Regions from separate parts of the Homo sapiens genome. Here all the other regions are linked to region 6. A link is a loop called in an ENCODE intact Hi-C map of the cell type or tissue named here. Cell type or tissue: IMR-90. All regions are shown on one strand. Region 1 has its middle 61 kb from the start of MIR125B1. Region 2 overlaps SORL1 (sortilin related receptor 1). Region 3 holds the start of MIR125B1 (microRNA 125b-1). Region 4 overlaps SORL1 (sortilin related receptor 1). Region 5 overlaps MIR100HG (mir-100-let-7a-2-mir-125b-1 cluster host gene). Region 6 overlaps MIR100HG (mir-100-let-7a-2-mir-125b-1 cluster host gene).

The links. Hi-C counts contacts between places; a loop is a spot of excess contacts. Peaks named below come from ENCODE experiments on the same cell type or tissue, not always from the same donor. Only the 100,000 strongest peaks of a DNase experiment are listed, where the experiment ranks them.
Region 1: a loop joins it to region 6, with 3 times the contacts of the local background. A loop is called at or near these places in 54 of 110 quality-filtered maps.
Region 2: it touches region 6 in a loop (4-fold over the local background); 2 of 110 quality-filtered maps call a loop at or near these places.
Region 3: a loop joins it to region 6, with 4 times the contacts of the local background. A loop is called at or near these places in 75 of 110 quality-filtered maps.
Region 4: it touches region 6 in a loop (5-fold over the local background); 2 of 110 quality-filtered maps call a loop at or near these places.
Region 5: it touches region 6 in a loop (6-fold over the local background); 7 of 110 quality-filtered maps call a loop at or near these places.

The regions. Positions count from the first base shown.
Region 1 is chr11:122,036,492-122,041,491 of GRCh38, reverse strand. It overlaps a transcript of MIR100HG not described here. Among named protein-coding and RNA genes, the nearest start is that of MIR125B1, 61 kb to the left of the region's middle. In IMR-90, no CTCF peak of the experiment used is centred here; a DNase peak (open chromatin) is centred at 2,731; H3K27ac peaks cover 2,082 bases.
Region 2 is chr11:121,463,885-121,468,884 of GRCh38, reverse strand. All of the region lies in intron 1 of SORL1 (sortilin related receptor 1), which reads right to left. Among named protein-coding and RNA genes, the nearest start is that of SORL1-AS1, 13 kb to the right of the region's middle. RefSeq lists enhancers at 390-439, 820-869, 2,285-2,354, 1,918-3,117. In IMR-90, no CTCF peak of the experiment used is centred here; DNase peaks (open chromatin) are centred at 2,104 and 4,034; H3K27ac peaks cover 605 bases.
Region 3 is chr11:122,099,756-122,104,755 of GRCh38, reverse strand. All of the region lies in intron 4 of MIR100HG (mir-100-let-7a-2-mir-125b-1 cluster host gene), which reads left to right. It overlaps MIR125B1 (microRNA 125b-1), which reads left to right and starts at 4,912; the gene lies at 4,912-4,999. In IMR-90, a CTCF peak has its summit at 2,910; DNase peaks (open chromatin) are centred at 2,565, 2,915, 3,975, 4,235 and 1 weaker place; H3K4me3 peaks cover 3,481 bases; H3K27ac peaks cover 3,788 bases.
Region 4 is chr11:121,593,055-121,598,054 of GRCh38, reverse strand. It overlaps SORL1 (sortilin related receptor 1), which reads right to left. Exons shown (of 48, transcript NM_003105.6): 32 at 2,283-2,432. Among named protein-coding and RNA genes, the nearest start is that of SORL1-AS1, 140 kb to the right of the region's middle. RefSeq lists an enhancer at 1,601-2,800. In IMR-90, no CTCF peak of the experiment used is centred here; a DNase peak (open chromatin) is centred at 2,114; H3K27ac peaks cover 3,630 bases.
Region 5 is chr11:122,134,889-122,139,888 of GRCh38, reverse strand. The region is part of intron 4 of MIR100HG (mir-100-let-7a-2-mir-125b-1 cluster host gene); the gene reads left to right. Among named protein-coding and RNA genes, the nearest start is that of MIRLET7A2, 9.2 kb to the left of the region's middle. In IMR-90, no CTCF peak of the experiment used is centred here; DNase peaks (open chromatin) are centred at 228 and 2,618; H3K27ac peaks cover 3,186 bases.
Region 6 is chr11:122,200,348-122,205,347 of GRCh38, reverse strand. All of the region lies in intron 2 of MIR100HG (mir-100-let-7a-2-mir-125b-1 cluster host gene), which reads left to right. Among named protein-coding and RNA genes, the nearest start is that of MIR100, 51 kb to the right of the region's middle. RefSeq lists an enhancer at 1,959-2,168. In IMR-90, a CTCF peak has its summit at 2,245 (motif pointing right); DNase peaks (open chromatin) are centred at 2,267 and 2,777; H3K4me3 peaks cover 2,020 bases; H3K27ac peaks cover 3,462 bases.

The DNA of each region.
Region 1 (5,000 bases), 160 kb after region 6:
TCTCTAGGAATTTTCCAAATCTCCTACAATGCATGATACTAAAAAAATACAGCTAATGTTAAATACCTAGTAACCTTCACAGAAGCTATGTTCATAGCATGAAAAGGTATAAAAGGATTATAGTATGTCCTATTCACCTATTCAATTCTAGGCACTGGAGAATTTTCATCATGTCTTTTTTGCTTTATATTCAAATATTTGGTAAGAAAAAGAAATTTCCCGTGTTATCATTTTATGTGTAATATTAACTTGAGAAATGTACATGCTTTTATATCTGTAATATATATATTACATATTTTTATATATAGTTCTTTTGGGTGTGTATATAGATAGATACATGTAGATATATATTTATACACACACATAAACATATAAATATGCATTTATAGTTAGTGAAACAGAAACAAACAAAACCTAAAGGGAAAGCCACTTCATTCCCCCAATCTCACCCACATGCCAAATAATTTTCACTTTTTCACCAAAACTGTCAGTATAAAATGGACACTGTGGAACGAAGGGCAGTACAGACATACTTTCGCCAGGCTTAAGGGTATGAGATAATGAAACTAGCTCCTGGGATAAGCATATTTATTGGGTTTGTTATGTATCAAATGTAACAAAAGTAGAGGATCTGAAGAACACCCTGTGTGGTTCTTTTCACACCCTTTGATCACACAATTCCTCTTTAATTCAGATGCAGTAGAGCTTAAGTGGCTTCATTGATGTGTTAAGTGTGGAATGATTTTTGTATAAAATAAAAAAGGCTCCATTATGTGTCCAGAAAAGCCTGTGTGCGCTTGTTTATTGAGACAGGAAGTCGGTTTCCCACACAGAACAACAGTTCTGCGATGCTGAAGCATTGTGTCTGAAAGAAGAGTAAAGGAAACTTAATTTTCTACCTGGCAGAAATCGGCTTCTGGAGGAAGGGACAGACAATGCGATTGGACTTCAGCTGAATGAGAGGGCTTGATTGATTTTCAGAAAATGTGCCGTGTACAGGGAGGTTGCTTGGAATACTTTTGTTAGGAAAACGCACTTTTTGTAGTTGGAGCCTGTTTTTGTACCTGGCTTAAAGTGATGCCTCCCAGTGAATACTTGCTACCTCTCTGAAGTCAGGTGGGGAAAAAAGAAATGCTGTCCCAGAATTGTTCCCTCCTAGATATTGTCTCCAGGTTATTGTTTTGTTATATTTTTCCATTAAGTCAGCTGCCATTTGCTTTTTTTTTTTTTTTTTTTTTTTAGCTTGCTTGGAGAATACTTCTGAGACTTTCCAAGGTGAAGTTTATAAATCTATCCATAGTTTAAATATTGAGGCATGGATATAGTTCCTATCTGTTAGAAGTGTATCTTGACCTTGTAAATCCATGGAGTAAACCCTATACTGTGGCCACATGATGAAGAGAAATAAGATGAGAAGCCATATCTATCTCACACTCAAAAGACCAGGCTTTTTTCTCTATACCATGCTGCCTTAAATTATTAATACACAAGGTAGCAAAATTCCAGCCATTCTTCCCATCCCTTATGGAATCCCATGTCCACTCTCCTGGTTATTGTCATTGTCATCTTCCTCTTCATCCTCTTTATGAACTGTCTAAAGATTGATGCTTCCTAGCTGGGAATAGTTCATAGAGAGTATATTACATTACTGTTCTACTCAGCAATTTTACAATCTGAAACAGACAATAGTGAAGTGGACCTAAATAAGAAGAATGTATAGAGAATAGTGGCCGGGCGCAGTTGCTCACGATTGTAATCCCAGCCCTATGGGAGGCGGAGGGAGGCAGATCACAAGGTCATGAGATCGAGACAATCCTGGCCAACATGGTGAAAATATAGTAGATATTTTTGTATCTACTAAAAATACAAAAACTTAGCAGGGCATTGTGGCATGCGCCTGTAGTCCCAGCTACTTGGGAGGCTGAGGCAGGAGAATCGCTTGAACCTGGGAGGCAGAGATTACAGTGAGCTGAGATCATGCCACTGCACTCCAGCCTGGGTGACAGAGCGAGACTCCATCTCAAAAAAAGAAAAGAAAAGAAAAGAAGAAAAGAAAGAATGTATAGCGAATAGAATGAGCTCAGGGAATTTTTCCATTCATAACATTTATCTTACTAATATTTCAGAGTGAAGTCAATTTTCAGGGTGAAGACCTCAGTAAAGAATATAGTGGTTTCACATCCAAGAAAAATTTTGTTAGGCTGTGGACACTGTGTGGAGGTGACAGTATTAGAACTGCTATTGGATTGAGGCTTGGTGAGATTAGATGATCCAGGCAGATTCACATCTCCTCAGCCAATTGCTTAATTTTTCCCCATAGAGTGATTCCTTTTCTGCCCACCTTCCTATTTTTCCAACTTAATATTAATGCAACTTCTACTTCACCTTCCCATCATGCATAGGTGATTTTTTTCCTTAAAATTGATGTCATAATATCCTTTTGATCATTATAAACTTGGTTATAAAAGGATTTCACAGTCAAAGAATTCCAGGGAGGGGATAAGTATTGAGATAGGATAAGGAATATTCTTTGAGAAGGTCCCAGAGTAATGGTTCAATCACAAAGTTTCTTCCCCTTGGCATGCAGAATGAATTCTTCATTCTTGACTCCTTTATTAGCCTATCCTATTTTATCCCAACTCAGAGTAGCTTAGCCATAGCTGTTATCCTAGGTATTTAATGCTCCTTCTTCATGCATGTCTCACATTCCTCTCATGCATTTCTCATTAAGTCGTCTTTCACCCCCTCCATCTGTTTGTGTAATGCTTGGTATGTGACTGTTGCTGTGTAATAATAGGCCCTAAGTCATGTGACTTTAATTTGTAAGGTCAGACACCATTTTTCCTGCAGAGAATTCATTTTTGTCCTAAAGCTAACTCTTTTACCTCACGATGCTACTGTTTCTGATGACCAAAGATAAAAACTGAACTTTAAAAATCTCTCTTCACCTGTGTGTATATATATAAAAAAAAAATACTGGACCTTTATCACCAAAGTCAACAATCCAGTGAAAAGATGGTCACATCAGGAATCCATAAGCTGGATTCTGATCCTGATATTGTAATTGACTTGTCACAACTCCAGTCCAGTTGCTTCAGCTCTCTGATCTTCGATTTATTTATCAGAAAATTGTCCTTCCTCTCTCTCTTTTGCCTCCTCCCCTCCTTCTTCCCATCTTTCCCTCCTTCTTTCCTCTTTCTTTCCTTCCTCTCTTCCTTCCTTCCTTTTTTTCCTTCTTTTTTTGACAGAGTGCAGGAAATTCTACCCCCCAAGTATGGCACCTTGGCATGCTGAGTATTTTAAGCTGAAGGAAACAGAGAAAACCACAGAAGCAGAAAGGTCTTTCTGACCTCTCTTGAAGACCCTCATGTGACAGGTGTCCTGCCCTACATCCAGAGAGAAGGAATGTTCCACAGACAGACTAAGAAGAATCTGAAGAATCAGGCCTTACTAAGTGCCCTCCAGGTTATCTTTAAGTCATACCCCCTTTTTGTCCAATCATGCCTCTACATTCATCATCAAACCTAAGCATAAAAATACAGTTTCTCCTGGGTCTTTGGGTCTTCATTTTTGAAGACTTGTGTCACATAAAACATGAATTACATACGTTTGTTATGCTTCTCTGTTGTTAATCTGTCTTTGGTTATAAAGGTATCAGCCATCAACCTTGTGATGGATAAAGCAAGATATTATTTTTTCTCCTCTATACTTTCTTTCTTTTTTCCTTTCTTCCCTTTTCTTTCTCTCCCTTCCTCCCTTCCTCTTCCTTCCTCCTCTTTTCCAAACTTTCTCCCTTTTCCTTTCTTCCCTTTAATTTATATTTACTAAATGCCTCCATTCTCAAGGAGAGAGCAACAAACAAATACAAATTTCGTCAATTAAAAATAAGTTAATTTTTAAAAATGAAACATTAAAATAACAACACAAGGCTATTGCCGTTAAATGAACAAATAAAAAGGAATAAACTTTGTATGCATTTGCAGAGCACTATATAAAACTATGATATTATTGTTATGGGAGAATGAAATTCCTAGAGAGACCAGATGATGTAGAGATTAAAAACTTGGGCTTTGAGATTACTAGAGAAACTTGAGTTTCAACTCTACTAGCTGAGTGACGATGGGCACATTACTTAAAGTTTCCAAGCCTAAATTTCCTCAGCAGTGAAATACAGTGTGTTAATAAAAGTACATAGCTCAAAGGGCTGTTGCAAAGATTGAACGACATTTTATATGTAAAATGCTAAGCACAAATGCCTAACATATAATAAATGCTAAATAATGATAGCTATTATTATTCTTATCATTGTTTGTTAGGTAAGGCAGAGTAACTTATACTGTTGTCATTTTTGTTATGTAAAATAACGATAGTAATCTCAGAGGAAGCAAAGGTTGGTGGGGTTGGGGGAATTAGGACTTCTCCTGAGAACCGTCAGTTTCCTCTAGAGAAAGGAATTCATGGAAGGAGAGATGGGACTGTACCTGGTGGAAGCACAATAGGGTGGTGGTTAAGGCTGATATTTGTAAGCCCTCTCACTTGTTGATTGCCAGCCTCTTCCTATCACCTTCTGAAGACCTTTTTATCAGTTCCTTACTGAGTTTGTCCAGTATTACCTCTTAGTGTCCCTTGGCCAGAGGTTTCTCTTAGAAACATCAGCTGACAGCTTGAAAGTCTCACTCTTTTTCCTCTATCTGTCAAAATTCTATTTATTCTTCGTGGCCCGGTTTAAATACCAACTTTTCATGCAGCCTTTCTGGGCTGCCCTAAAATGCCATTCAGAACACCTACTCCGTGTTCCCACTGCACTCTTAGCAACCAGTAAAGCGCAATTGTGTTAGAGAGAGTGGGCAAATCTCTCTGTGCAATAGCGATAATAATCTGTCTCTTGTATTAGACCGTGAGCTCTTTGAGGAGAGGAACTGCACTGCCCTCAGCTTTGGATCCTATATCTTAGTCACTTGTGCCTCCTACATTTTAAAACTACACAAATGAAATTGCAT
Region 2 (5,000 bases), 740 kb after region 6:
CCATTGTTTCACTGTATGGAAAACTACATTACTTTTATTTTCTTATTTCACTGTTGGCTGATGGACACCTGTCTGAGGACTGGCATTTGAACACCTGAACCATACATTCCACCCACTCTGTGGAAAGCAAAGTCATGACAGGAATAACAAAAATTCTGAGAGCTGGTCAGGCTCGGTGGCCCACGACTGTAATCCCAGCACTTTGGGAGGCCAAGGCGGGCAGATCACCTGAGGTCAGGAGTTCAAGACCCGCCTGGCCAATACGGTGAAACCCCATCTCTACTAAAAATACAAAAAGTAGCCAGGCATGGTGGCATGCACCTGTAGTCCCAGCTACTCGGGAGGCTGAGGCAGAAGAATCGCTTGAGCTCAGGAGGCAGAGGTTGCAGTGAGCCAAGGTTGAGCTACCACACTCCAATCTGGGCGACAGAGCAAGACTCAGTCTCAAAAAAAAAATTCTGAGAGGTGGTCCAACACTCAGAAGCAGGACAATGCCATGAAACCAGGATCACAGGCTGCCTCTCTTGCTGAGCGATGTCTGAGAGAAGCCTATTCCACCAGCCTCCTCAACCTCAGCTGTCTGAGGCACACGTGGAAGGAAATCAAGCTTCTGGGACTCCAGCCCGCACAGTCCACCCCACCCACGAGTAAGCCTAGACTGATGACAGTTCAAGCCTGGGCCAACCTGCCCTCCGAGCTGTCTTCTCATCAAGGCTCTGCGGCAGAAAACCCACAGCTCCTTTCTCCTTCTCTCGCTTCCTCCCCCCAGCACACTCGAACTTTCCCCACCCACTCCTTGAGGTGCTCTCAGATGTCATCAGGGAAAAGAGAAACACCTGTGCCACATATTTGGCTGGCAGAAGGACAAAGCAGCTAATCCTTAACGACGTTACTTGGAGTTTTAAATACCTGCATTTAATTTGATCCAGGATCAAACTCTTTTTGAAAAACATTTGAAAGGCGACCTTACTTTAAAGAAAAGGACCTAGGAATATGTGTCCTTCCAAAATGTCTCTCCTCATTCCCAGATAGAGAAGTCCAGGCAAGCACTAACAGAGAAGTGCAAATAAGAAATAGAAGTAAATAAATTATTTAATCCAGAATGCTACAAAGAGAAAGCAGCTAAAGGAATCTCCTCCGGTCGCTGAAGCCTTCCCTTTTCCTCCTCTCCAGCCCAATCCCCTGGATCCATCTGGAGATCAGAAACTCACAACACATGTGCCCTGGGAATCCCAGCTAAAAGTTTCCTCCCCTCCCAAAACATCTGCACTCTTGAACCAGAGTGGGGATAGAAAACTATGCAAATGTCAATACAATAAAGGACTAGGAACCTAGAAAAAAAAAATCACCCATGTTCCCCTGGGATCTGGGATAAAAAGTCCTCAAATATTCAACTTGGGCATCCTCAAAGATGACATCAAAATGCTCCCTCTGGCAGGTAACACTCAGATAATGCTTTGAGTAGGTTGCAAAGCTTTCAGTGATCAGAGTGGGCAAAAGGTCTGAAGATAACTTGCTGAAATCGATCTACTCAGAGGACAGGAGACCTCCTCACCAATCCCAAGGCAGGTGAAAGGTGAGAAGAGCACCAAGGGCAAGCCTCAAAACATCCAAGGGCTTTTCTACAAAGAAAAACTCCCATCCTGGCTAACACGGTGAAACCCGGTCTCTACTAAAAATACAAAAAATTAGCCGGGCGTGGTGGCGGGTGCCTGTAGTCCCAGCTACTCGGCAGGCTGAGGCAGGAGAATGGCGTGAACCCGGGAGGCGGAGCTTGCAGTGAGCCAAGATTGTACCACTGCAGTCCAGCCTGGGCAACAGAGCGAGACTCCACCTCAAAAAAAAAAAAAAAAAGAAAAAAAGAAAACCTCTAGAAGGCAAGCCTGGTAAAACACCTGTTTGTTTGTTACTTTGTTTCTTTCTCTTCTTTTTTTTAAGGAAAGCTTTTTTTATTAGATGTCCCTTTTACTCATAAGAGCAGACTGAAAAGGGGCAGCCCAGTAGGGGGATAAAATCCCTGGCAAGAAATGACTTGTACGAGGGCCACCAGGCACTCGCAGGAACAGCTCAGCTCCTTTGCTTGGCGAGATGTCAGGCACATCCTGGTCATAAGAATAACTCCCTGGTGAGTCACAGCTGATCCCCAAGGCAGCCCGGGTGCCCATCCCCCCACAGCAGACCTAGTTGCAGGAATCAGGAATGGATGCGCGCAGGACAGGGGAGCCAGCAGGCAGGCTGACAGGAAGTAAATTTTATTATCAAGACATGCATTCTACCCTCTGGCCTCACCTGTCTCCTCTGTCTCCACCTTGCCCCCATCCTCACCCCCAGGGGAAAGAAAAGAAGTCAACAAAGCAGGCTTTTCCTGCTAGCTCTCCATGGCATGTGGCCAAGACACCAGCAGCCCAGGGCAGACCCCAGCAATCAAGAACAACCCACAGGTCCCTAGATCCCTTTACTTAATCAGTGGCTTCCGGTTTGTTTGGTTCCTTTTCCATCCATCCCCAAGGATCTCCCCCTGATCTCCCCTTTCCTCCTCCCCAAGCCTTTTTCCATCGCCAATCCCCCACACAGGTCCCACACCCAGAAGACACTGGCCTGGGAGTGGGTGGGAGGGTGGTTTTCCCAGGAACATAACCTTGACGTGCAATCAGCTATAACCACAACCCCGGGGTGTGAACAACCTTCCCTCTCCCCTGTCTAGCTCACAGGGCATAGCTGGAGCTTGATAAATGAGACACAATTAATTGGAGCTGTTAAGGCAGCAGGGAGGGGCCGAGTGCCTCCCCTCAGAAGGCAAACAGAGAAAAATTACATGCCACAGAAACCTCTGAACACAGAAACTGCATCATAAACAACAAACAGCATCTGGCTCATTGGCAGGTCGTTAAGAGTCAAGATAACTCCTCCCACCCCACCCCCCAAAGATCACCTGGCCTAGGGGGGTCCCATGCCCCACTGAAGGTCAGAATCACCTAAGAGGCCCCACTCCACGCCTACCGGCTCTGTCGCCCTCTGCCTGGAGCCCAGGAATCAGTCTTTTTTAAAAGACACACCCAGCCGGGCGTGGTGGTTCATGCCTGTAATCCCAGCACTTTGGGAGGCCAAGGCAGGCAGATCACGAGGTCAGGAGATGGAGACCAACCTGGCTAACACAGTGAAAAACCGTCTCTACTAAAAATACAAAAAATTAGCCAGGCACGGTGGCACGTGCCTGTAGTCCCAGCTACTCGGGAAGCTGAGGCAGGAGAATTGCTTGAATCTGGGAGGCAGAGGTTGCAGTAAGCCAAGATCATGCCACTGCACTCCAGCCTGGGCGACAGAGCGAGACTCCGTCTCAAAAAAAAAAAAAGGAGACACACCCCAACCCCAGGTATTTCTAATGCAGCTTCTTTGGGAAACAATGAATCTAGTTGATTCCCCTGCCTCCTGGCAGGAGTTGGAACTAAATGACGGTAGCTAGAAAGATGTACCATTTTTGGCGGGGGGGCTTGTCTTTGGGGATTTGGGATGGTCATTAAAACTCTAGGATATACTGATGATATATGCTACAATGTGGCTGAACCTCACAAACAATATGCTAAGTGAAAGAAGCCAGATACAAAAGGTCACATATTGCATGATTGCATGACACCATTTATATGAAATGTCCCGAATAGGTAAATCCATAGGGAGAGAAAGCTGATTAGTGGTTACGAGGGGCTGGGAGATTGGAGAGGAGGGAATCACTGCTTAATGGGTAAGGGGTTTTATTTCAGAGCGATGGAAATGTTTTGGAAATCATGGTAGCACAACATTGCGGCGATATTAAGTTCACTGAACTGTTCACTTTAAAATGGCTAATTTTATGTAATGTGAAATATACTCAAATTTTTTTAAGGCCTCTAGGACCTGCAGAGAACATTATATTTCTCAAGTGCTAATCAAGAACCTAGGAGCTTCCACTCTTAAGAAGTGCTCCTTTTATCTCATCTCAAGCCCTCATGCTACCAAAATATGCAGCTAGAATGAGTCATACAGGAGGCAGGCTGTGGACTGGGTCTCTGGCCAAACCAATCCTTCAAAGTGCTGTCAGCGGCATCTGCAGAGCCACAGCATCCGCACAGGCCTCCCTGTCCCCAGCTGGAGAAACAGCCGCAGGCCCAAGGCTAGCATCCACCGCCAGCTCACAACAGTGGATGCCACCCACACCTTGACTCGCCTCGGCATCTTCATCGAACAAGTCCATATCACCCCACAAGTGTTGTCCCTCAGCCCCCTGCGTGCCCTGGCAACCCGGAGAGGTGAAATGATTCACCTCCTATTATTCAGAGTGAGGGGAAGGACCTGCTACCACCCAGTCCTCAAGTTCTGGGTTGTTATAAATAGAGGGGAGGAAGTCAATGGCTTGGATGAAGGGACTGATTACTCATGCGTTCACTTGCGGATGAAGTAGGCACTGAGGTCTGCTAGGTGCCAGGCACCCTGTAGGCTCTTTAATCATTTCTTACCTGTTAGCTCACACAGAGCACTTCTGGGGGAATTAGGGTTGCAAGTCTAAGCCAATGATGAGAAGTTTCCAATAAAACCACCGAAATCTGTATAGTTGTTGAGGCTTATGCAGGAGGTGGGGCCACTGAATAGAATGGGTCACAGGTACCCTCTCTACACCTCTTTCAAATTGGTCAAACCCAAAAATCAGGATGTCCTAGACTCCCACAGCTTGCAGTCCTCACAACTCCTACACAGCCTCCTCCCAAAACGCAGTACAAGGAGGACAAATAAGGCAGTCTGATTCATTTCTCTGCTTCACTAGCAGTGAAATACAAAGAAGCGTTTTTAAAATTCTACAATATAGCATAAAACAAATATCCTGTCCTTCAACTGTGAGGACAGAAGGAGCCAGGCACTCCCCTGAACTATATGACGAAACTGAGGAAGTCAAAGACAGCCTCCTGAGGTCCAAGGAGAACAAGGTTTTCCCAAACCATCCCTTTGCATGGCTTAAATGCTAGGTATGC
Region 3 (5,000 bases), 100 kb after region 6:
TTCTCCTCCAGAATCAATGCTATGTAACTGGCAGATAGATTGTCATTATGCTGAATTTGTCCCAGGACTTGCATAGATATCTTCTTTGGGGGTTTTTGTGCTTATTTGCTGCTTGTGAGAGAGAAGGATAGAAAGACTTTGGAAGGAGGGTGTGGTCCAGCAGATTTCGGCTTCCTCCCAGCCCATCAGTGACTCCTTCTTCCTGCTCCTCCCTTTCCTCTCCACTTCTATCCCAGTTCAGTTCCTCAGATCCAACCAGAGCCAGCTGTCAATGAAATACCTTCTGCCTTTCTTTTCTATTACAGTGTGGGTTAGACTCTGTCAGGTAGGAAACTACTCCCCATAATCAAACTCATTATGTTTGTGATCTCAGCATATTTGCAAACTTAGACATAGACCAGACAATAACATTTACCTTCTCCATTTCTCCCATTCTGGGATTTTTAGCCAAGGTAATAATAACAATAATAATACAGTATTTAGAAGGCCTCTAGCAATATTTCATCTTCTGAGAGTCTTACAGATGTTAACTAATTAATCTTCACAACACTCCATACAAGAGAGGTAAATATTATTACCCACGATAGAAGATACATATGTATATGCTAAGGACAGCAAACTAGTTCACTTATTTATCATGGTTCACTTGATATAGTAACTGGTATTTTTAAAACACCCATCATAGATACAACAATTAGAGATGTGCTTTTGTTAACAAAGCCACTACCCACTTCTAGCGTACCCTTGGGTACTAAATAATTACCCACTTTGTGTGGTTATCTAGCTCACTAATTACCCACAGAAATTGGGGTCAGGTGTTAACTGCTTGAAATAAGTATCCTCCAAAGACATCGCTGAGTTGTATAGAGAAAATGATGTGTTCATAGCAAAACTTTCATAAGCTATATATTTGTATATCTTTGTAAGCAGAGTGAATACAAGCAAGAGCAAATTAGCTTATTATGTGAAAATCATGCTGAACTATTGTTGCAAATATAGAGAGGTTTAAAAGAGTCTCGGGAAATCTCGTCCTCTATTTACCCTTCGTTTTGAAGATGGGTGCAATGACATGATTCCCATAATCTGGCCTTCATATAGAAGTACACTAAGACAATTGATGATTCTGGTTAGGAATGATTCATTTTGGTGTACAGGGAGGCACCCAGTGAGTCAAAGACTTTTTTTTTTAACAGCTCCACCCTTCATGATTATTCTAGCGTGTTTCTTTTTTCTCCATCAGTCTAGTGAAAACACCCCGTTAGCCAAATCTGAAAAAGATTCTAACCTAGTCACCAACTCCTGGCAACCACCTCTTTCTCCTTCCCAATAACGACAAAAAGAAAAAAAAAGTATTACAAAAATCCAACACTCTCATTTTGCCTTTAGCTGTTATGCGCTCCTCGCCTTTCCTCTCTACTTCTCTCCTCTCCCTTCTTCCTCTGTCTGTATCTTCTTCTTATTTGTGCATTTTCTCCTTTTCCTTGGCATCTAGGTATGCTTCTGCAGGTCTCACAGTCAGAGACAAAGCACAATTATGTCTGAGTTGAGCACAAAGAAACTATCTTTTAAAAATATTGACTTGGAGGAAACCTGCATCCTCAGATACCTTTCTCCCTTTCCTTGCTATTTACAGAATCTGACATTATATTTAATACCACGCTGCCGGTTGTCTGCATGATTCTAGGCAGGAAAATTGGGTTAGAACGGTAACATACCCACTGTGTACATAGATAGGTAGAGACCCTAATTTTCGGCAGATCCATGCCTTAAAGGATCACAGCAGAGCAGAGCTTTAAAAATGAGTGCCAACAGAAATGAGAGGAGATGCTCCCCCAATCAACTTAGGATGTCTTCCTTTTTTCTTGTGCCTCTTTTTTTTTGTCATCTGAAATATTACTTGTCATTATTGGGGAACTTGAGGCTGATCGATGAAGTGTATATGTGTCTGTCAGACATTTGAAGAGGAAAAACATGCTTCAGGAATAAGGAAAATGCCTGCAGTGAAAGCAAAGGGTCAGGATGAGCTTCAGTGACTGATGAGTTCATTTCAAAATCCAAGGGCACATAGATGGTAAATTAATACATATGGCAAATACAGTCAACGAGCAAACCCCAGCCACTGGAAGGAAAGGGAATTTTAGCTCTGTAGTCATCACATGCCTGAACAGAGAGTCTACATATCTTAAATGTAGATCCGAATCATTGCTCTTTTATCCCGCTAAATGCTGATTGCAAAGAAATATTTGGGCATTGTTGACTTTCCGTCCATAAAGAAAGGCCACCAAGATTCACAAAATCCATCACCTGCACTCATACATGCATGTGTGCTTGAAATTCCCCTAGGATGTGAAACAGTTAGGCAGAGAACTGCACTGTGGTCTCCCTTCCTCACTTCTTTCCCTCCCTGTTTTTCCTTTTCGAAAATGTGATACCTGATCTCTAGGTCTTGCGGGCTGAGAAATTTTTTGTATTTGTATAATGCAGTGTCTGGCCTTCCCCCTGACCTGCTGATGTATTTTTGGCCTCATTAGTAGTCAGGGAGATGCCTTAGTGCATCCAGCACTGCAAGTCAGGGATGAGACACACTACAACAGGAGAGGGAGCAAGCGCGAGAGGATATTAGAAGAGAGGCTTGTCTCCAAGATATGGAAGGAAGTGAGAAATGACAGGGCTGCAAGCTTTGTATGTAGGAGCCCGGCAGGGCGGGGGAGCGGCGAGGAGAGCCAAGTGGATTCTCAGAAAAGGGGGGAAGCCATCGAAGAGCTAAAGGTGATTAGAGGGGGATATTGATTTCTTATTCTGCCAGAGATTTAAGCAGGCATGCGAGGAATCTGCACCATGGTTGGCAAAAAGAGACCCGTTGCCTCCTGTAACCAGACACTCAGGCTTTCCAGGAGCCCAGGGAGCAAGCCGAGAAGAAAGGGGGCAGTGTGGTCTAGGAAAATTCAACTTGTCGCTGATTTGTGCCTGATGCCTGCTGTCCGTCAGCAGCCTCCCTTACAATCTTTTTTTCTCTCTCTCCTTTTTTTTTCCTTGCCTTCTCCTTCTTCACTGAAGCCTAGGGGAGCCAGTAAAGATTAAATGTGCTTCTCAAAGGCAGCCACTTCATGCTGCTATGTCGAAAGGGCCATTATTATTATTATATTTTAATGGTAAAAGAGAAAAGGAGAGAGGTTGAGCGAGCGAGAGAGAAGCTAGGTGTGATGATGACAGACTAGCTTTTCTGAGAGGAAAAGGAAAAGGGAAGGGAGAGAAAAAGGAGAGCCTCTGAGCTCAACGGAGGATTGTGCCTGAGAAGAACCCACAGAGGTGAGAAAAAAGTTGTCTTGAAGGTGGGGGTGGGGGGGCTGCTAAACAGACACTGTACAGAGGGAGAAGAGACATAATTTAGCTGTGTTGCTAGTATGATTCCATTTTTAAAGGAGGGGAGGGGGAGAGTCTAGAGCTCTAACTGTTTTTAGTTGCATATGGAAATATCTAAAAAAATATTTAGCATTTTTACTAAGTGCGTTGAGGCCTCTCCAGTGTCCTCCTGGCTGTGGCTGCTTTGTCATTCTCTTTGACTAGCCAGCCATCTACCTTGCTCAGGCCTGGAATAAAAGAAGAACAAGAAGAAGAAAGAAATGAAATGAAAAACAGAAAGAAAAAGGAGAAGAAACATTTGTAAAAGGGTCATCTTCCCATCTGCCTCCCCTCCTTTTCCTTTCATTTTTGGTGGCGGCACAGGAAAGCCCCACTTCCAGTCTGATGAGGAAAGCGACAATCTATCAGGTACAGAACCAGGGGCTGTCTGCGAAGATGGAGGGGAATTATGCTTCGGATTCCTCTGAAATATTGGCCAAAGGCTTCAAAGAATCCGCAGCGGGAGGTGCGGGGGGAATGTCTCTCCCCAGCCCGCACCCAGCCCTTCCCACTTCGTGTCTACCAAATGACAGCCTGGTGCTCGCTCTTGGTGATTTGGCCTTGACTTCAGCCAAGCAGCTGATGCAGACGAAGCCTCCGTTTGCAGGACTGGCAAAGTGCACGCTAAAGAAAGAAGGAAGAAATTTTTCAAAAAGCAGCTCTGGGGAGGTTTCATACTCCCCCCCCCCCCCCGCCTTTTTTTAATTTTTAAGTGAATATTTTCCAAATTTGATCAGTTCCAGCCCCTCCCTCCACTCCCACCCAACTGCCCTTTTTTCTCTCGTCAAAGCATAAGCTACAGAGTTACAGTCTCGAGATTTGGTGTATCGCTTCCTGCCCCCGCCTCCCCTCCCCGCCCCCGTTCTCCGTCCTCTATTGAAACACCTCGCCCAGCCTAGCGCACTGAGAGCTCTCATTTTCCCCCCTTGCTCGGGATGGTGCCACAGGAGGCTGTGCGGGCCCCGCTCCGCTTCGAATGGGTGAGTTCAGAACGCTATTCGTCTTTACACTTCTATAGCCTCCGAATCCTACTTCTTGGTCTTCTCCTTTGAAAACCCGATTTCTATGATTTTTGCATGCGGCATACTTGCCCTGGGGGAAAGAGATGCCTCCTATTTTCTCTTCAGTCATTTGTGCTAGTCGTAAATTAAAGCTTTGAAAAGACACTAAATCCTTATTGTAGACTATGGTTTTAAAAACTTGGGCATTTCTGAGTCTGTGCATATTATTTTCCGTTTTAGTGAACTATTTTGCCCAAATCTTGAAAGAGTTTTCTCTGATGTACTCGTGATCGTATGTGTATGTGCGTGATTGTATATGCGCCCCCAGATACTGCGTATGTGTGTATATATGTATTAGGCTTAAACGGAATCTCAATTTTGTGAAGGAAAGGAGCTTAGAGAAGAAATACCATACCACCTGTTTGTTGCATCTTAGTTATGAACCTCGAACAGAAATTGCCTGTCATTCTTGTTTTGCTTTGCTTTGTCTCAAGAAAGAAAACATTGTTGCGCTCCTCTCAGTCCCTGAGACCCTAACTTGTGATGTTTACCGTTTAAATCCACGGGTTAGGCTCTTGGGAGCTGCGAGTCGTGCTT
Region 4 (5,000 bases), 610 kb after region 6:
CACTCACCTTTGTCCCACCCACAGCCACTCTACAGGTCTGTTTTCTTATGCCTCTGAGCCTTGGAATATACATGCTGTCCCTTGTGTCTAGAATGCCCATCATCTGCCACCTTGTCCCACCGTTGTCCAGGCACCATCAATGGGGCTGCCTCTCCTGGCCTGTCCCCACCTCTCCAGGAAGCTAGCCCACCTGCAAACTATGCCAGTTCCTTGGATAACTTCTGCTACTGCCTACACCACACTGTAGGATAGCTGCTGACTTGATGTCCCTCCCACTAGAATCTGTATTGCCAGTCACCGGGCGTGGTGGCTCAGGCCTGTAATCCCAGCACTTTGGGAGGCCAAGGTGGGCAGATCACTTGAGGTCAGGAGTTCGAGACCAGCCTGGCCAACATGGCAAAACCTGTCTGTACTGAAAACATAAAATTAGCCAGGCATGGTGCCGCATGCCTGTCGTCCCAGCTACTCGGGAGGCTGAGGCAAGAGAATCACTTGAGCTCGAAAGGCGGAAGCTGCAGTGAGCTGAGATCCCACCCGCCCCTGCACTCCAGCCTGGGCAACAGAGCGAGATGACATCTCAAAAGAAAAAAAAAAAAAACAAACAAACACACAAAGAATTTGTATTGCCAGAAACCTGATCAATGCCTGCCAGAAAAAAAACACAAAGAATTTGTATTGCCAGAAACCTGATCAATGCCTGCCACGCTGTGCATGATCAACAAAAATTTGTCCAACCAAACTGAAGATGTTACTGGATCCACACTCCTTCCTCTTAACCAAGCCTCTCCAGGGAGAGCCCAGTCGGGCACCCTGTGGAGAACAACGCTACAGACAGAGAAGGGACGGCCGACTCCCTCTTCCCTTTCCCCCTGAGCCTTACTGGGTGAACTATTTAGGACAGAGCAGTATTTGCCAATCTTGTCTGATGCTAAGAATCAGACAGGGCACCTCTGAAAAGGCTTGGGTTCCCGAGCATCTCCTCCACCATTGCTCTTGATTCAGTGGTCTGAGGTGAGATCACCAAATTCACATCTCTTATAAGCACTTCCACATGATCCTGCTAAGTCCCATAAATTTTGTAAATACTGAATTAGAGGAATTAAGAGATGACTAACCTCCACCTCAGATTCTATTCCATCTCTAAATGGTAAGACTTGGTAGGATTCCAAGTGAGGCTCAGTTTTTCATTGGTTGAGGAAGTCATTATTTTAAGATTAAAAAAAAAATGGGACCAGAACAGGGATCAAAGTGGAGGAACTGAGGCGTTTGCTGCTTAGGGTTAGGGCTTGGCGGCAGGGAGGCTCTCAGCAGAGAGTGAGAGGGGCGTCTTCTACATTCACCAGGACAGGAATCAGGCAAGCACGGACGAAGCCCTTATCCTGGCAAGGAAGGGAGTGTGACTGGCTAGGACGTCTGCTGTCTGCAGCCAGCAGGAGACTGGATGGAGGGGAGGCCCGCAAAGCAGGGATCCCCGAGCCAGAGCAGCACCCAACCGTCAGAGAGGCAGGCCGGTGGGGGGCTGCATAAGCACCGTCCAGCCATGCCCTCCCAAGTCTGCTACAGTAGGACAGACCAGCCAACGGCGGCATTAGCGTGCAGCCAGGGACTGAAAAGCGCTGACTGGTCACATGAGGATAAACGCTTGCAGAAGCCAGTGTCTCCCTCCATCACTCACTGCAAAGATCCTCCCTGGGTTCATCAGAGGACCAAACACCAGGACCCACCAACTCCAAACCCGTAGAGAATGCATGCATCACCTCACACTGGGCTCAGATGGCCCTGTGATTATTCCCCATGTGGCTCGGCACACTATCTCACCAACCATAATTACCCTAAGGACTGAGAATGAATTTTCTTAATGGGGTGCTAGAGGCAAACCCTCTAATAACACAGCTTCTACGCCCAGTAAGTGCTCACTAAATACTTCCAGAAGAATGAATGTACATACAGAAGAGTTGTGGCTTTCCCCAAGGGCGTTTTTAAAGAGTTAAACATGCTTATGAAACCTATTTAAAATATTTATCTTAGTCATTCAGAAAGTATTTTTATTGGACACGCTCCTGGTATTTAAAACGCAGTCAACTTATTAAAAAGAAGGTGACTAACGCAATGGTATGGGTGCACGTGGCAAAGCGCTTGTGGAGAATGCAGTAAGAGCATGGTTACGCAAGTACACAGACTCACACACAGGCGTGTGCTGATCCAGAAATGAAGCAGAAGCACCAGAACTGTGCTCTCTGCAGAAACGTGCCCAGGGGGTGAAGGGCTCTCTGACTACTCACGGCAATTGGCCTCGTCCCGGCCATCCTGGCAATCTTGGTGGCCGTCACAGCGCTTCCAGTTGGGAATACACGTCTTCGGTTGGTGGCATTCGAACTCAAATCGGTCACATCGCCCAAGTTGGGTGGGAGTGGAGGCAGCAGTGACGTTTGCTAAAATAAAAGATTTTTAAAATTTACTTTTTAATATTGAGGGAGCTGGCCAATAACAGCAACCAATCAATATGCTAGGAGATTACGGTGCTTTAGAAATTACAATGGGAACCTGAAGACAAATGCGAGTTCCGGATAGAGAGCAGAGTAGATACAGACATCTAATGTTGCTTCCCCACAGGATCCCACTAAAGCCACAGTCAAGAGATTGTTTTCAAAGACCTAAATCCACGAGGACATGGATAATGAGATTTGGGAGCTGGAAAGAAGACAGATAGCGGTATGTGACTAAAGAGGCCAGCGAAGGCTGCGTCCTACCCTAAGCCGTCACAGGAGAAAGCTCAGAACCAATCAGATCAACAACACACAGTCCTCCAAAAGTTCAGAAACTGGCATCTAACTGGAAGTGAAGAAGGAGTTAAAATAAGGGAACTGACTGAATGATGTTTAAGACGCAGCTACATTCCTTATATCCCCTCCTATCAGTCCCACGAGGCAACCAACCCATACGTCACCCCAATAGAAGAATGGAGGGTTGTTATTTGGAGAAAGTAAAAACAGAGAGTTGTTTAGATAGGCGTAGTTGACAGCAAGTATATCCTACTGATAAAAGGGGGATTAAACCTACATATGGAAGTCCCAGTCCTCTTCTCCGAGGATCCTAGCAATAAGGTAATTATTGTCTAGGCAGGAGATCTAATAATCTTCTCTGGGGAAAATGACCAGCTTCAGAGACTAACCCTGAAGTAACCAAGATTCAGAGTTCCCCCATGGTTCCCAGCCATGAACCTCGAAGTTGACAAGCCCACCCATGTGCTCAGAATTACTTACCAGCACTTTAGTCCCCAGCCTTAAATACAAGCAGCAACCAAGAACTATCTGAGAAAAGGCTTTGACATGAAAGGCAGAAAGCCAAACAGAGCCCTAACCCCCAAAAAGGCCATTTGGAGGAAATAGAGGCTTTGCAAGAAGAAAACTTCAAAAACAAATATCCTTAATACGTTCAGAAAGAAAGAATATATTATTTATCCAAGAAAAAAAGAAAACAGGATACCATAAAAAGGGACAGTGGTAAAAATGGAGAAGCTCTTAAAGTTAAAACCATGACAACAAAGATGAAAAACTCAGCAAAGAGTTGAAATATAAAGTTGAGTAAATCTCCTAGAAAATTGGGGGGGTGGGGGAAGGGAATTTTCAAAACTATAAAAGATTAAACAAAAAAATAAGGAAGAAGACCAGATCAGGAGACAATATATGAATGACAAGAGTTCCAGGAAATAAGAGAAAACAGAGAGGGAAATATCATTAATAAAAACTTCAAGAAAAATTCCTTGAACTAAAATATATAAACTTCCATATCAAAAAGCATGCAAGTGTCCGCTATGTTGGATGGAAAGGGTCTCAGAGCAAAGCACATCATTGTGAAATTTTAAAACACTGGTGCCAAAGGGAAGATTCTACAAGCTTCTAGAGGATTAAAAACAGGTTACATACAAAAAAAAAAAAATCAGAATCAAAATGGCTTTTGGATTTCCGAAAAGCTGCTTGAAGGCAGTGGAACAAAACCTTCAAAACTCTGAAGGAAAATTACTTACAATCTAGCACGCCAAACCCAGCCCAACTATCAATTAAGTCTGAAGACAGAATTAAAACACTTTAAGACAAGCAAGACCTCACACAGGCCTCCCACATACATTTTCTCAGGCATTTTCCAGAAAACGTGCTCTACTGAAACATGGGATTAAACTAAAAAGAGAAAAACTGGGACACAGAAAACAGGAGTTCCAACAGGAGATGGAGGTAAAGGAAATCCTGAAGATGATGATGGTGCAACGTCCTAAAAGGCAGTTGTGCCCCAGGTATACAGGGCAACCAATACAAACCAGAGCAGCAAAATTCAAGAGACAAACACCTGAGAGCTGTCATCACAGTGTCCTTGGCCACTGCGTCATCATATTCACCTGACAAGGCTACTGAAGGATGCACTCCACCCAAACAAGGGAGTAAACCAAGAAAAAGCAACACACAAGATCCAGGAAACAAGGAATCTAAACTGGGAGAAAGGCAAAGAGAATTCCAAGGAGGCAGTGAAAGTCCCTGGGTAACAGGCACACAGCAGGACTAGAGAACAATCTGTCCCGAAAGGAGAATCCACGTTGTTAGAAGGAGTATCTCCAAGAGAAAAACTGGACTTGATAAATCCCTGGACATGTTGACCTGTGGAAAGTTATCCTGAGTGGCGACTGAAAGGCAGAAAGCATTGGCAAATGGTACAAAACAACCTAAGCAAACAAATGAAAAAAGCAATTATTAACTTCAGGATATTGTGCATATTCTATAGTTTTCATTGGATTTTCAAAGGGGCTTTCCCTATATCTCAGAACCACTCTGCAGAAACACAAGGTACATGGAGACAGGTGATAAAAAATAAAAAGGGGGAGAATGCCAGGCCAAGGCAAATCATGCCCTGGACAATAAGGGAGGCATCAGAGGGCTCCAATACTGGGGAGGACATGAGCATTCATCAGTATGGGCCTTATCAGAAGAAAAACTGAAAGGGGGAGAAAT
Region 5 (5,000 bases), 65 kb after region 6:
ACATCTCCTAAGATTTATAAGTTATTCTGAATCCTGTATGCTTCAAGGTCAGTGTTATAAAACCAAATTTATCTTGTATAATTAGTTGACACATAAAAGTACAAATTATAGACCTCACTTGGCAGAATATTGGTTAAACTAGAGTTCACCATTTATGTTCTGTGGCTTAAGTTGGAAGCTTATGTTAACATTGACTGATCTTATCTAATGGGAAAGTGCCAAAATGTTCTGTTGCAAATAAAGCATTACTCTTAACCGATCTATCCAAATGTTTACTTCTGGATATAGCATATATTTATCCTGTAAGCTTGGGTGGCTCTAAATTCATCCAGCTCTGTTGGCCATTGCCTGCCTTGCCAGATCTTTTCTCTACCGTTTTCTATCTAGCTCTACGCTCTCAGAGGCGCACCTTCATGCATTGCCTCAACAGTCTCTTTTGCCCACCGGCTTCTGAGTGTGTTTGGCCCAAGTAAGTCAACAGGGAGAGATTAGAGAGAAAGTGAAGAGAGAGGTTAGGGTACTGAAGACAGAGGTTAGGGTACTAAATGCCCCTGACTCACTTCCTGTAGGCTACAGAGAGGACCTAGCTTTATTCCTTCCTGAGAGAGGCCATCTCTTGCAGTTTCAGCTCTCTCTCTGGCCTCTGATAACTACTCCCTCTTCTTGCTCTTTCAGGCCTTTGGGTGTAAGGACTTCCTGCTATTGTTAGTCCTGGGACACTTCACCATCTCTTCTTGGTCCCTCTTAACTCTGTCCAATCTTTACAAATTATCCTTTCATTAAACTTTCCTCAGTTTCCCCATGTACATGTGTGATTTTCTTGTCTAGACTCTGATTCACCATCTGAGGTCAATGTAAATGAGATAGCAGAAGTTAGTCACTCACTTTTCATCATGTGTGGGAGATGAGGGTCGGAGGAGTAGATATTTATCTTCCCTCTCATACTGTAAGCTCTGGAAGGGCAGAGACCATATCTAATACTGCCTTTATGATTTCTTGCAAAACCTGGCAAAGGGCTTAGCTCACAGTGCATGCTCAGTGCACATGGAGAGTCTCACTGAGTTCTGAAATCCTCAAATTTGTTATAGGCTTAAATAAATATAAGCTCTTGACTTAGGATGTAGACTTTAAGAAGTCAAGGGCCACACTATTTTTTTTAACAGCATTTCTAATGGAATATAATCTCTCATGATACAACTATCATACCGACTCTGGAAATTCTAACTGAATAAAAATAGAAAATTTCCTTCCTGGGTTAGGTTGATTTGTGTTTAGCTGATAAGAAATAATTCTGCTTTAAATGTTTAGATCCAGTTTTTCTAACTTTTAATTTAACGTTACCAGCTCATCCCCTACTATTCGTTAGTTTTTCCTATTTCTGTACGTGTGTGTGACTTTCACCTCTTCAGGAATATTGACAATTTTCTGAATATAATCTCAGTAGGGAAAACACGTAGGGTGATCAAAGCAGGATTTAAGAACTAGGGAATAAATGACACAGTGACCAGAATAGGTGTCTTTACTATTTATTTATTTATTTTGCGACGGAGTGTTCCTCTTGTAGCCCAGGCTGGAGTGCAATGGTGCAATCTCAGCTCACTGCAACCTCCACCTCCCGGGTTCAAGCAATTCTCCCGCCTCAGTCTCCCAAGTAGCTGGGATTACAGGCACCTGCCACCACGCCCAGCTAATTTTTGTATTTTTAGTAGAGATGGGTTTTTGCCGTGTTGGCCCAGCTGGTCTCGAACTCCTGACCTCAGGTGATCTGCTTGCCTTGGCCTCCCACAGTGCTGGGATTACAGGCGTGAGCCACCGTACCCGGCCTTTAGGATGTAGACTTTAAGAAGTCAAGGGCCACATTATGTTTTTTTAACAGCATTTCTAATGGAATATAATCTCTCATGATACAACTATCATACTGACTCTGGAAATTCTTAAGCAAATTCTTATTTCTTAAGGTTCATATTGCCGAGTCACTTTGACTTTTACCCTAATGCCAAACTTCTGTATACTTCAAGTTTCAATAATATTTCATATTTTATGTAATATAGAAAATAAAGATGGAAAATACTTTGGTTTGTAAAGCAGTAAATTGTAAATGTATCATTCATTTTCTACTCTGTACAGATTCCTGTTTTAATATCTAATTTCTCTGAAATTAGTGAAAGTAGGTTAAGAAAACCAGTGAGGTACAACTTGCCTTTTGACTTTCTTAACTGAAAGGAAACTGCCTGGCTAGTTCAAAGAGCAGATTCTTCACTGTTCACATTTTGCAAACAAGAGCATTTCTTTAACAAATGGAGGAGGGTGGACCATTGTCAATTCAGATAAGTTAAACTTTGCATCTCCCTGATAAGCTGAACTGTTTCATGATCATTTTACTAGTCCACTTGGGAAGTGACTGAAGCACTATTAGATAAGTTAAAATGAAAAAAAAAAAAGTATGGAAAATATTTTTACCAACTGTTTCTTCTTGGCTTCTTGGCAAAGATCAACAGTTATGTTCCCTATCTAGGGATTATCTCTTGTGGGCCAGACCGGATGATCTAATAGGTCTTTATAATCTCTAAATACTGTGACTTTTATCCCCAAGTGAACTACATAGTTTATTTACATAGAAACACACTCGCAGGCTTAAGGAAATGCAATCTGACTAATGCTAAAGAAAGTGAGCCAGGATGACTCAAATGACTTTTTTTTTTCTAAATAGGTTAAGTAAATTAAAATCATAGACATTCTCTCTCATTCCCCTCCAGCATATCAGTATGTAGATTTTAGATGTCAGAATTCTCCAGTAGTGAATTAGTTTTCCTGCCATCAGCGAATTACAAACGGCTTGTCCCTAAACCTTTGTCATACTTCAAGAAAGCTCTTAGACAGAGATTTGTTTTAATTTTTATTTTAATTCCACATTCTATCCCAGATACATGGAAAATTAAAAATGTTGGGAATGATAGAAAAATAAAAATTGCTAGAAAAATGCCAGCATGATAAGTAAAGCATAATCACCGTGCATTTCTACTTTATTAAGAATGTACTTTTGGTGTTGTTTGTTTGTTTTGAGACAGACTCTTGTTCTTTTGCCCAGTGCAGTGGCACGATCTTGGCTCACTGCAACCTCCGCCCCCAGGTTCAAGCAATTCTGTTGCCTCAGCTTCCTGAGTAGCTGGGACTACAGGCGCCCACCACCACGCCTAGTTAATTTTTTATATTTTTAGTAGAAATGGAGTTCCACCATTTTGGCCAGGCTGGTCTCGAACTCTTGACCTCAAGTGATCCGTCTGCCTTGGCCTCCCAAAGTGCTGGGATTACAGGCATGAGCCACTGTGCCCAGCCTAAGAACGTATTTTTGTGCCATGGGCTACATTTATCTAGACAAATGAAGCATTGGGAGGAATGTCAATATTTTAATAAAAAATTGCTTCCCCAGGACTGTTAGCAAAGACAACTCTTTTAAAAAATTTCGATAGTTTTGGGGGAACAGGTGGTTTTTGGTTACAAGGATAAGTTCTTTAGTGGTGATTTCTGAGATCCTGGTGCACCTGTCACCTGAGCAGTGTACACTGTACCCAATGTGTAGTCTATTATCTTTCACCCCCACTCCCACCCTCAAAGACAAGTTTTTTAAGAACTCTTTTTTACCCTCTATGTTGTACAAGCATTTTAGGTTTTCCCCATCAGGTAATACTTCAAATGGCCTATCTGGGACCAAAAATCAAAGCTGTTTTTATTGTGGCCATTGATTTAAATTTTTCTGTAATTGAATCTCCTTCATACCTGGCTTTGGGCCTCTTACAAGTAAATATAGGGACAGTCAAAAAGTCTTGCTTCCAGAGGGCTTAGGGCTTCTCAGCTGATTACTTGCCCAACACTTGCATACAGTGGTTAAAAGAATGTAGCTAAATTATACCTATTAAGAAGGTATAGATAATCCATATTGTCTGTAGATTGTGTTTCTAAGGTAATATAGGATAAACTTCAGGCCACTCTTTATTTTCAGAGGAGGTGTCTGGATGCTGGTCTGTTCTGATGAAAATGATGGTAGCAAGGAATTCTATCTGAGGCTTGGCCCAGCCATCGCGCTCTCTGCTTCCAGAATCCTGATTTATAATTTGGAAATCTCTTCTATTTGAGTACTGAGGAGAAAGCCTTCTAAATATAACGCATTACTTTCTGGCAGCCCATAGCTCATGGCACGATTGATTATGTTGCTTATCCTTAAGCTAAAGCATTTCTTAAAAGGTGATCATTTTTCTACTCTCTCTGTATAGTACAGCCAACCCTTGAACAACTCAGGAGTTCGGGGCACCAACCCGCACACAGTGGAAAATCCAAGTATAACATAACTACTAATAGCCCACTGTTGACTGGAAGCTTTACCAATAACATAAACAGTTGATTAACATATATTTTGTATGTTATCTGTATTATATACTAGATTCTCACAATAAGGTAAGCTACAGATGAGAAAATGTTTTTAAAAAATCATGAAGAAGAGACAATATATTTACTATTCATTAAGTGGAAGTGGGTCATCATAAAAGTCTTCGTTCTTGTCATCTTCACATTGAGTAGGCTGAGGAGGGAGAGGAAGAGGAGGGGTTGGTCTTGCTGTCTCAGGGGTGGCAGAGACAGAAGGAAATCTGCTTATAAGTGGACTCATGAAGTTCAAACCCATGTTGAAGAGTCACCTGTAAATGCTAAAAGCCCCAGTAAGTCACTCTCAACTTCTTCTGTATCAGATGATGACATCTCTCAGGGGCACTTCTGACAATAAATTCAATATGGACTGTAGTATATATTCCTTTTTTATTTTTATTTTTTGAGACCACATTTCATTCTGTTTCCCAGGCTGGAGTGCAGTGGTGTGGTCAGGGCTCACTGCAGCCTCCAACTCTCAGGCTCAGTGGATCCTCCCACCTCAGCCTCCCAGGTAGCTGGGACTACAGGTGTGCACCACCACTCCCCGCTAATTTTCTTCTTTTTTTTTTTTTGGAGAG
Region 6 (5,000 bases):
GTCCTTTAAATATTCAAAGACAGCAATTACAGAGTTGCATCTTTATCTGCCTAAATATTTCCAGTTCTTCAAGTTCCTCATGACACGGTTGCTTCATCTTTGTTGTCCTATTGTCTGGGTCCTGCATTTTTCCTGGTGTCGGGTGCAGAGCAGAATGGAATGCTCTGCCAATCCAAAGGGGAACAAGACTCTCCTTCCCTCACCACTCATTTTCCTGTTTCTCCACTCATGACCCCGTGTCCCTGATGGGGACACGTATGCTCCAGACCCTCTGATACTTACTCCTGTAGAAGTAATTCTGGATTTTGATCCCATCTTTCACAGCGGGCTTGTCACTAAAGGTTCTCAGTTTTAGATCTGTTTGCGTGAAAGGGAATGTTTTTGCTGCTTTTCTTGATTTCTCTAAATCCTTATGGCTGTTTTTTTGTTTTGTTTTGTTTTTTGTTTTTGTTTGTTTTTTTTTAACTTGAGTTTGTAACAGGGCTTAATTATCTTCAGGGCAGTTTAACCCTTTCATATTCAGCCCTAGGCCCAACATAGGTCTGAGAAATATTTAGTGAGTTTATGGTTCATAGCAATATCATCATTGACATACTTTCTTCTGCTTTGTCATCCTCCTCCTCATCATCATCGTCATCATTTAAGTGGCACACAACTTCTTTTGCTTAAAGTTATTGCTGTCTTTTGTCTTTATTCCTGTAATACCAATGTTAGTTATGGAGAAAGAGCTCATAAAGTAGCTGCAGCAGAATCAGAGACTCGTGCAACTTCAAGTATCATTTCCAATGCACTAGTAAGTGGAGCTAAGATCAGAACCCAGGGTTCCTGACCTCCTCCTGCACCGTATGTCTAGACTATGTCCTGTCTCTGGAGAAAAGTGGGAGTGACACTCACTGATCATCCTCAGTACAGGGCATTGAGCCACACCATTAAGGAGTATTGATTGGCTCCCCCTCTGTGAGAACAGTATGCTGGGTGTGACACAGACAGAGAGACCCAGACCGAGTCTGCAGGAGAAAACTGGTCATGATGTCAAACGTGGAGGAAACAACCAATAGGCCTAGTGGGATGCTCTCTATTTATCAGCACAGTTACTGGAATCCAAACAAAGAAACTTTCCAGAATGACAACCGTGCTCTGCCACTGAACTGTAGGTGAGCATGTGGTTTGTGACGTATTATTTCATTCTGCCATCATACCAGTTGTGAGATCTTGCTTGTGAAACTAAGTTAACTCCATTTTATGGACAAAGAAACTGAGGTGAGAGTAGTTAATTGAGCATAAAATAAGTAGCAGAGATAGGTATCGAGTCTAGATCTGTTGAAGCCTAGAGCTTGTTTTGCCACGTCATATTGTCTCATTGACTCTTCCAGCAGTCCTGGCAAGGGAGTCCTTAATTTCAGCAAAACAAATCTCAGACCAATTTCCACTGGACTCTATTAAACTCCACTACCTTTCTGATGTTGGTGGCAGCTCTATACTGAACCATACGTGAAGATTGAACTTGGAATAAAATAATAAAGCTCCATTTGTTAAAAACCACAGCTACTTCATGAGCTGTTTCTCCATAAGCAACATAGACACTACAGTAATAAAGATTAAAAAACAAAACAATAATAACCGTAAGCAAAAGAAGCTGTATGACACTCAAATGAGGAGGAGGAGGAGGAGGATGACAGTGATATCTGCCAGGGTGGGTTAGTATAAATGAGACCGTGTTCCTCTGGAGAAAGATACTATTTGGACATACAGTCTGTTTTCACTAAGGTGGGGAGCAGTATGTGTCCAGAGCTCTAGAGGGACCGAAAGGCCAAGTGTCCACGGTGGCAAGAGAATCCAGGAGACTGGACCATCAAGTCTTTTACTCAGAGACTGGAGACCACGCCTTACCTCTCGGAACAGCCCTGTGTGAACCTCCGACTTTATGATACGTTGTGATTGTGATACAGGACTTCCCATGCAGCGCGTAAGCCATGCAGGCTTATTACTCACACCACACTCACCTGGACCCAGAGACCTCCAGGCACTGAGGACTGCGTCTCCCGGAAGTATTTCCCTGAGAAATTGCAGAGGACCTCAGTCCTGCAACTCACACAGAGGCTGTTCTTCGTGGCCGGAACCGGACCCCACGCCCTCTGGGGCACATCCCTGAGTGCGAGCACTCTTCTCTCGCCCTCCTCCCACCCAGGCACCGTCCCAACTGGGCACTGCCTTGCTATGCCCCACATCTCCCACAAGGGGGAGCCGCCGGAGGGCAGCTGGGGCTGCGGAATTTTGGAAGCGCAGAAGTTTTCTCCTCCTGTCCTGTAACTGGTTTTCACTCACTCAACTGAGAGATTTCTTTGTTGCAATGATGGGGTCTAAGATAACACTTCTGGAGGCTGCAGGCGAGAAACACAGCTGATATCATCTTTTATTGTGTGTTGTTATTTGCCTAGCATTATAAATTAAGGAGGAATAGTAACAAAGAGCTTGAAGACATGCACAGCTCACAGGCCCCGGGTGGAGGCTGGCGACATCAGACAGACAGAACCAAGACATCTGAGGGGCAACCAGGAGGTGCGTGTGGCTGCAGAGCACACAGGTAGGTACCCGCAAGAGGACAGTCGTGACGGGGGGAGGAGCGGATGGAGCATTCACAAAAGGTGGTCAGCAGAGATTAAAGGGGAAAGGCAGTGCAGAGGAGTTGGGAGATGGAGGGAGAGAAGAGGGAGGAGTCCCAAAGGAGCGCAAAAGAAAAAAATGTTTGCAGGGTGTGATACAAAAGGCTGACCACGGAGTGGGAGAGGGAGGGTTTGGAAAGTGAATCAGAGACATAAGAGGGTTTGAAGTTGGTTCCAACTCGGCCACCCCAGAAACTTCACAAGGCAGGAGAGGATGGGAGATTGACACAAAAGGCTCAGTTGCACAAGAAAATTCAAAGTGAGTAGGTGTGCCAGAAAGTCAATCTAATCATTCTGGTTGTGTGTCGTATAGCCACACCCACTCCGGACTTTAACCCAAACTAGAAGGAATTCTGGTCTGAGTGTGTTTTCAGGTCCTCTCTGCTCGGAACTCATGTTTCACACTTTCCCTTTCTTCCTTCGGCTCTTCCACAGTCGCTCTAGGTAATGGAATAGGAGTCAGAAATTCCGTGTTCTAGTCCAGGCTTTGCCACTTGCTGGTGAGATTAGCTTAAGAAAGGAAATATCTGAGTTTCCTTTTCCTTTGTCTATAAAAGGAAGATAATAATATATTACTTATGAGCCCTACAGGGTTTTTCTGAGGGTTGAATAAGTCAGATAGTGTGAATGAATGCTCTTAATAGATTACAATTGCTAGTTAAATAAAAGATGGCATTAATAATAATTAATCAGTTAATATATTCTTCCTATCCTCAACAGCGGGTTTGCCTACTGAGCTGTGGAGATATATATATATATATATATATATATATATATATATATATATATGAAGAATCAGATAATATATAACATATACGTTATATAGATATATTAGCCTTAACCTCCTATCTGTGAGAAAATTTAGAATTTATGACTCTATTTCCACAGCACATGTTAGAGTAACCTCTTTGGGAGATAAATAGGAATCTTTGTATACTTACCTTTTAGCCACCATCAAATGTTCTTTTCCCCGACCTCAGCTACAGTTTTGTATTTCTCAAACATGCAGATAATGATTGATGGTGTCTGCCTGGCTACCTGACTGATGAGTGATTTGTCTGTGTCCTGGACACTGCTGCCAGAGCAAATGTCACACCATGTCTCAGGCACATGATCAGACTAAATATGCTTGGAAGAAGCAAATAAGAGACTCTGTTAATCAGTTAATCATCCCATCACTATATTCACTGCCTGAAATGTGTTTGCTTTTTTTTTTGTTTGTTTGTTTGTTTTTGGTCTGGGTCATTTGTTACTTAGTTCCTTGAAATGTCTTGGATGAAAATTGGGTTCTGCACACTGGATCTGGCTGGTTGATTCTGCCTGCGAAGACTGAAGTTGGCTTTGATGCCTATAGATGCACTCACCCTTCGCTCGGGTTCCAGAGGCCATGTGGTGTATGGGGAAGGCAATGTAGATGGTGGGAAAATCACTTGACTTCTCTTGCTCATCTGTCAAATGAAACTGTTACCATCCTTCCTTCGTGCATCCAAATATAGATGTAAGGAGCACATGTGATTATACTGCACACACCAACAGTTCCTGACTATCCAAGTGCTGTATAATTATAAGGTTTTATAGTCATTATTCTGCTGCATGTTTCTTACTAGTGATTTACCCGTATTGCACAATTAAAATTATTTGAAAAGCTGTCTTTCCCCAGCTGTTAATATAGTCCCTTACTTTTTTTCATTTCCACCAATCAACTGATAAATCAAATATTTATAAAGATGCTAAATTTGTCATATACCTACTCACCATCAAAAAGTTAGTATCCTATGTAAGTCACATGAATGGATGCGCAATGTGTACATAGACTATTTGTATTTTTCTAAAAATACTAAATACATATATACATCCTTTTTTCGCCCATGTGCCTATTCCCCTTTTAATAAAAATATATGTAAATATGTATTTGAGCAAGAAACATAATACCTACATCCACACACACAGCATCTTCGCTTAGATAGCAGATTTAATGGGGGAGAGGAACAAACGCATCACTCTATCAGCATTGCAGCTATTTCAGAGTCCAGAAGTGACCACAATGCACAATTCATGTGGTTAAAAAAATGATGGATCAATTTCTGCCCTGTTCCTAGTAATGAATATCAATATCTTGCCTCTTCTAGACAGACTGTCAACAGCTTCAGATGTTTTTAAATGAGTTTTTAAAAATAAATTTGCGAAGTCAATTATTTTGAATCTCATCTGAAGCAATTAAAAAACATCCTGACATTTAAGGTGATATTTTTTCCCAAGTAAAATAATTATAAATAATACTAATTATGAGCAAATCATTCAGTTACTCTCAGTCTGGTTCAACCTTTAGGTTAATAA